Regions from separate parts of the Mus musculus genome. Here region 2 is linked to region 1. The links are chromatin contacts, found by POLR2A ChIA-PET in ENCODE. All regions are on one chromosome and are shown on one strand. The core of a region is the stretch at or near the end of the contact, and the rest is flanking DNA. Distances in the headings are between cores, read along the strand shown.

Region 1 (3,189 bases), core at 48-2,547:
AAAGGTCCTGAGTTCAAATCCCAGCAACCACATCGTTGCTCACAACCATCCATAACAAGATGTGACCCCCTCTTCTGGGGTGTCTGAAAACAGCTACAGTGTACTCACATATAATAAATCTTTAAAAAACAAACGGGCTGGAGAGATGGCTCAGCAGTTAAGGTCCTGAGTTCAAATCCCAGCAACCACATGGTGGCTCACAACCATCTGCAATGAAATCTGATGCCCTCTTCTGGGGTGTCTGAAGACTGCTACAGTGTACTTACATACAAACAAACCCTGCCTCAAGCTGACAAGATACCTCAGCAGGTGAAAGTGCCTGCTGTCCAGCCTAAGGAAATGTCTTTAGACTGCCACTCAGAGCTAAGGTGTGTACAATTTAAACACACACACACACACACACACACACACACACACACAACCCTAGGCCTGTGCTGCTGGGCACATAAGGCTGCAATCCCGGCACCCATGAGACTGGGGCACAAAGACCAGTCTGGGCCACTTTATGAGATTCTCCAAAGCACAAAAAAGGCCCCCTAACCGCCTCCCCTGTTCGTGTTCCACCCCTCCTGGAAAACGGAGCTGGGAGCTTACCTCTCAGGCAAGGTCCGGTGGGAATTGGGCCTGGTTTCGGGGAGAAGAGAGAGAGAGAGAGAGAGAGAGAGAGAGAGAGATGTCAAGAGTTGGCCATGTGAGTGGAAAGGCCGGCCCCCGAATTTCTGAAGGAGTGATGGTGATGATGGTGATAAAGCATGAAGCCAGATGCTCAATCCCCTGAGGAGAGCAATCCAGAAGCTTCACTGAAGGAGACTGAGGTCTGACTCCCTCCCGCAAGGTGCAATTCCGAAATTGAATAGCAGGGGACCAGGAAGCGACCGCAGAGCCCAGGGGGGACCGCCCCTTCATCGGGGGTGAGCGCTGCGCGACCTCGGGGGCCGACCTGAGGGAATCAGTGATGTCGCAAGCAGCCCCCCTCGGCCTAGTCCCCAGCTTGCAGCTCACAAAACAAAATGAAGCGGCAGGTGACAGGAGACCTACCTGTGGCCATCTTCCCTCTGGGCCTGGGTCTGGATGGTGGGCGCCATCGCGACCAGGCGACGGCGGCGCGGTAGGCGTCCTCGCTGGCCGCAGGCGGACGCTGAGTGGCGTACCGACTTTGAGAGACGCCGGATCCAAGGACAGGCTCCCGTAGACGCCGGGCTCCGCGGGGAAAGGGGATGAAGTGGGCCGACGAGAAGGGCTCGGGTGTGACTGAAGTAAGAGCACAGACAGCGTCGGACACAGACTTGCAGCTCCCGCTCCGACTGCTACCAAGACGCAGAAGACTAGACAGGTCGCTCCTGGCCGCAAGGCCTTCAGGGAAATAGAGTTTGGTCAGTCCTTCACAGTGATTGGCGAGCTGTGGGTGAAGGGGCGGAGCCGTGGGGGAACTCCTCTTATGATTGGCGAAAAGATATTCCACTCATGGCCTCGGATTTGGGAGGGCGGAGAAAAATGCATATCCTCTTCTCCCATTGGCTAATCTGTCGGTAAGGCATGGCTAACTAGGAGGTCAGCCAACTGAAAAAGCTGAGGAGCTACCGGAGCAGACGCATTTATGACGCATTTCCGGCGTTCTAGCGGAGGAAAATGGCTGCGCCCCAGCCACAGGCTGCAGCGGTTTCCTCTGCGTCTGGTGTGTCAGGCCCGGGTTCTGCCGGGGGTCCGGGTCCCCAGCAACAGCCACAACCGACCCAGTTGGTGGGTTCTGCCCAGAGCGGGCTCCTGCAGCAGCAGCAGCAGGACTTCGATCCTGTGCAGCGCTACAAGATGCTCATCCCGCAACTGAAGGAGAGTCTCCAGGTGATGGGCCCTGCGCGGGGAGCAAGAGGGGCTGGCTGGCGGGCGGGCGGGCTCCGGGGACGAGCGCCGAGGGGCTGTTTGTTGAAGGAGAGATCGTAGGTCGGGAAGAGAAGACAGACTAGCTGTGTTGTGTTTGTGTCTAACCAAAGTGAAGCTCCGGTCAGCTGTAGTGGTGGCGCGTTCTTAATCCCCGTGCTGGGACAGCAGAGGGGGACGGATCTGAGCTCGAGGCCAGTCTGGTCTATAGAGTTCCAGGCCGACCAGGGTCTACATAGTGAAACCCTGTGGAGAGAAAGGAGATGAGGATGAATGACAATTTTTGTTTGTTTGTTTTTTTTTGTTTTTCGAGACAGGGTTTCTTTGTATAGCCCTGGCTGTCCTGGAACTCACTCTGTAGACCAGGCTGGCCTCGAACTCAGAAATCCGCCTGCCTGTGCCTCCCAAGTGCTGAGATTAAAGGCGTGCGCTACCATGCCCAGCATGAATGACAATTTTAACTGTGTATGGTAGTGCAAGCCTTTAATTCCTGCCTTCTGGAGGCAAAGGAAGGTAAATCTTTTGAGTTCCAAGACAGCCTTGGCTACACAGAGAAACCCTGTCCCAAAAAACTAGATGGAAGTGGGGGAGGCAGGAGGAGAAGAGTAAAAAGAGAAACCGTTCTGGTTAAGTTCCGTGCAGAAGTACGGCCTAAGTGTCATTTCAGTCCATGATGACTAGATAAAGGGTATGTCCAGGAAGCTATTAGTGGTAATTCCAAACGAGAGCAGGTTACTGAAAAATTACAGGGAGATTGGGGGCTAGAGAGTTGCCTCAGCAGTTAAGAGCACTAACTGCTTTTCCTAGTGGTCCTGAGTTCAAATCTCAGCAACCACATGGTGGCTCATAACCATCTGTAATGAGATCTGATGCCCTCTTCTGGTGTGTCTGAAGACAGCTACAGTGTACTCTTATAAGAATAAAGTCCTTTAGAAAGGCCGGGCGCGGTGGTACACGCCTTTAATCCCAGCACCTGGGAGGCAGAGGCAGGCGGATTTCTGAGTTTGAGGTGAGTTCCAGGACAGTCAGGGCTACCCAGAAAAACCCTGCCTCAAAAAACAAACAAACAAAAAAAGGAACGAAGGAGGGAGGGATGGAGGCGGGGGAAGACTGCTATGGGGGTGGTAGTGAGCTTTAGTCTCTAGCATCAGGATGGAGGTGTAAGCGGAAAAGGCCTGTGACTCTCAACACAGAGTTATCCTGTTTGTGCACATTCATCTCCTGTATCTTACTTCTCTCTCTCTCTCTGTGTCCTTTTAAAACTAGACTTTGATGAAGGTTGCAGCCCAGAATCTGATTCAGAACACTAAC
Region 2 (3,284 bases), core at 288-2,787, 350 kb before region 1:
ACTCTGTAGACCAGGCTGGCCTCGAACTCAGAAATCTGTCTGCCTCTGCCTCCCGAGTGCTGGGATTAAAGGCGTGCACCACCACCGCCCGGCTCCTTTCTTCTATTATTAAGCATGTACGTGACTTTCTTGTGTTTGCGCTTAAATGAGGGGTCAGAAGACAATTCTCTCAAGAATTGGTTTTCTCCTACCACCAGGAAATTGAACTCCGGTTATCAGGTTTGGCAGGAAGTGCCCTATTTGGCTTAGCCACCAGTGCTTACTGGTGAAAAACTAAACATGACAAAAACTTGAAATATGGCTAAAGTGATTGACAATGACTGGTGGTGTGAGAGTCTGTAGTGACCTGAATGAGAAATGTCCCCCATATCCTGACATTTGAACATGGTCAAATGATCAGTGGCTGGTGATGTTTGGGGAGGCTTAGGAGGCGTGGCCTTGCTGGAGGAAATATGTTCCTGGAGGTGGGCTTTGAGAGCTTAAAGCCTCGTCCTGCATCTAGTTTGAGGTCTGTGCTTCATGATTGTGGTTAAAGATGTGTGCTGTCAGCTTACTGCTCTGTGACCTGCTGCTATTCTGCCATTCCCTACCAAGCCCAAAATAAATCCTTCTGTAAGTTGCTTTGTTCATGGTGTTTTATCAAGGCAACAGAGTTGGGAAGATTCATCTATTACATTCGGAATTCACTACCGGCATGGAGACCCCCAATTTTAGTTCCCTATAAGGTAGAATTATGGCGCATAGTCTTAACCTCTGGATCATAAATACATGAACAGATATACCTTAAATATCTGTTTAGCAGGTATTTATCCATTCAACTCCATCAGGATGTTTATAGCAGGATGCAAAGCTCTGTCTCCAAAATTCCCTCTGATTCACACCTCCCTCCTCATTTTTCTTTGTGGCCTAAGGGTGAGCCCGGCACGAAGTTTGAGTACAGAAGACAATGGTATTTAGGTTCTGGGAGTACAGTAGATACCAACTGTCGAATTATGAAATGCATGCAAAAGGGCATGTAGGTCACAGAAGGCATCCACGACGTTCAATAGGGCCTCAGTTCTCCCTAGATCATTGGCACCTAAGTGGGTGTCATGCACAAGACATTGCCTAACTTGGGAAGGAACCCAAATTCCTGTTGAGTAGTTTTTCCCACAACTGGAATGCATCTGGTAAACCCAGTTCTGTAAAGCATCCTGCTCCCTCAGGGCGCAAGCGCACTCACAATCGCAGGCAGGTCGGCCGGCCGCAGCTCCCCCTTGCGGAGCTCCAGGGAGCGCGCGGCTTTTTCTGGGCATGCGCACACCGACTCCATGTCCAAGTAGGGAAGCTCGCTGTAGCCCTCTCGTGCGTGTTCGTACAGGAGGTTCCGGACTCGTTTCTCCGTAGCGAAACTCCTCCTTGGGTTCTGGCTGCACACGCAGCGTCCTCGGGACCGGAGCCCCTGGCGAGCCAGGAAAGGCCACCAAAGCCGCGCCATGGACGCAGCCATCTTGGAGTGGAAACAAGAAGTCACTCATCATGGACGAGCCAATCAGACGCGCAAGGAGATTTCCCGCCCAGGCTTCAGAATCCCTTCCAATGAGGAAAATGGAACTCAGCTAGAATCTGTTATTGTCCAATCGTCATCCTTGTCCCGTCCCTTCAGTGACGCAGGAAAGATCTAGCCAATCACTAAGGAGGAACCCCGGAAGGGGCTGGAGGTAGGGGTTGGCGTGTGTGCGACCCCGCTAGGTTGGTGAGGTGGGTGCAGTTATCTGTGATCCAGATCTCTCCTCTCTCCTCAGTTTCCCCTTCCAGTATCCGGGCAAGGGCGGTTGGGTCCTTGGGGGCCTACTCAGAAGGAGACTGAATTTGCGAGGGGACTTTCTGTTTTAGAGGAGATTCTAGAAGGCTCTGAGAGTGGGTTTCTGGTCCCAACCTCCTTTCTGAATGTCTTCTCTCCTAATACAGGGACGCTGCAGGCGGCGAGATGTCCTGGCCCGGCCTTCTTTATGGCCTCACCACGTCCCTCAGTCGTGGTAAGTGAGCATGGGCCACAGGGACGAGGACAGCTCCCTGGCATTTGCGTGTTTTTGCCAGATTTCGGATGGTATCATCTTTAAGCACGGTGCCTTTTCTATTTTGGAGACAGGGTTTCACTGTAGTCCAGGTCAACTTCCAAATCACTTTGTAGACAGGATGGCCTTGACCTCCTGACTACCGCTTCAATCTCCCAAGTTCTGGAGTTACAGGCGTTTTCTACCACGCTCCCGGCTCAGGGGGCAGGAGGTGGGAAGGTCCTGTGTTCTTAGAGTTTAAGTCAGTCTTAGTCATGGCTCCCCTGCATCGATAGCGGTGAATCCCTGAGATTGCATTGCCTGGTGATATTCTGTCTTAGTTTGTGTAAGTGCACTCTCGATGTCCGTGTAACAATCATACCAACAAATGCTCCTTTCTTGGCATGTCTCCCTGCTTAGGTGTCTCTCAGTAGTGTTTATTCCTTCAGTGTTTATTGATCACCCCCTACAGGTGAGAAGGCCAAGCTAAGAAGTTTAGTGGTGGCGCACACCTTTAATCCCAGCACTCGGGAGGCAGGCAGATTTCTGAGTTCGAGGCCAGGCTGGTCTACAAAGTGAGTTCCAGGACAGCCAGGGCTACACAGAGAAACCCTGTCTCAAAAAACCAAAAAAAAAAAAAAAAAAAGAAGAAGAAGAAGTTTAGTTATTCATTCACGTGCTATTTTTCTAATTCTAAGACGGGCCACCCATTGGAGGACAACTTTTATGTTCCTAGACATTGCCCAGACATCAGGTTTGTACACAGTGTTCTGAGGGAGGCAGGCATTGGGTATTCCATTCACATGGTATTTCGAGACAGGGTTTCTCTGTGTAGCCCTGGCTGTCCTGGAACTCACTCTGTAGACCAGGCTGGCCTCGAACTTAGAAATCCGCCTGCCTCTGCCTCCGGAGTGCTGGGATTAAAGAGCAGTCAGTGCTCTTACCCTCTGAGCCATCTCGCCAGCCCGCAACCAGTGCTCTTAACCACTGAGGTATCTTTCCAGCCCCTGTATGAATGTGTGTATGTAAGTGCAACCCATGGGTGTGTCAGATCCTCTGGAACTAGAGGTGTGTGAGCCACCACTGTGGGTGCTGCGAATCAAATGGTCGTCCTTTGCAGGAGCAACAAGTGCTTCTAACCACGAGCCATCTGTCCCCACTGAATAGTCTTAGACTTGGATTCCTATCTAGAATACGGAAACCTAGTAGGCCCTCTTGTGTCTCTCCAGGCCTAGCCCTCGCTCCCCA

What was found. ChIA-PET counts read pairs that join two places held with the same protein, here RNA polymerase II (POLR2A).
Region 2: POLR2A ChIA-PET joins it to region 1 with 10 read pairs in Patski. The contact joins the promoter of Sars2 here to the promoter of Paf1 in region 1. POLR2A ChIA-PET finds 5 or more read pairs at or near these places in 2 of 5 experiments (Patski and embryonic stem cell).

The regions. Positions count from the first base shown.
Region 1 is chr7:28,391,104-28,394,292 of GRCm38, reverse strand. It overlaps Paf1 (Paf1, RNA polymerase II complex component), which reads right to left and starts at 1,297. Exons shown (of 14, transcript NM_019458.3): 1 at 1,039-1,297; 2 at 595-624. The coding sequence starts at 1,085. Med29 (mediator complex subunit 29) reads left to right here and starts at 1,603. Exons shown (of 4, transcript NM_026042.3): 1 at 1,603-1,842; 2 at 3,145-3,189. The coding sequence starts at 1,630.
Region 2 is chr7:28,740,221-28,743,504 of GRCm38, reverse strand. It overlaps Sars2 (seryl-aminoacyl-tRNA synthetase 2), which reads right to left and starts at 1,537. Exons shown (of 16, transcript NM_023637.3): 1 at 1,223-1,537. The coding sequence starts at 1,489. Mrps12 (mitochondrial ribosomal protein S12) reads left to right here and starts at 1,684. Exons shown (of 3, transcript NM_011885.5): 1 at 1,684-1,740; 2 at 1,951-2,018; 3 at 3,266-3,284. The coding sequence starts at 1,970.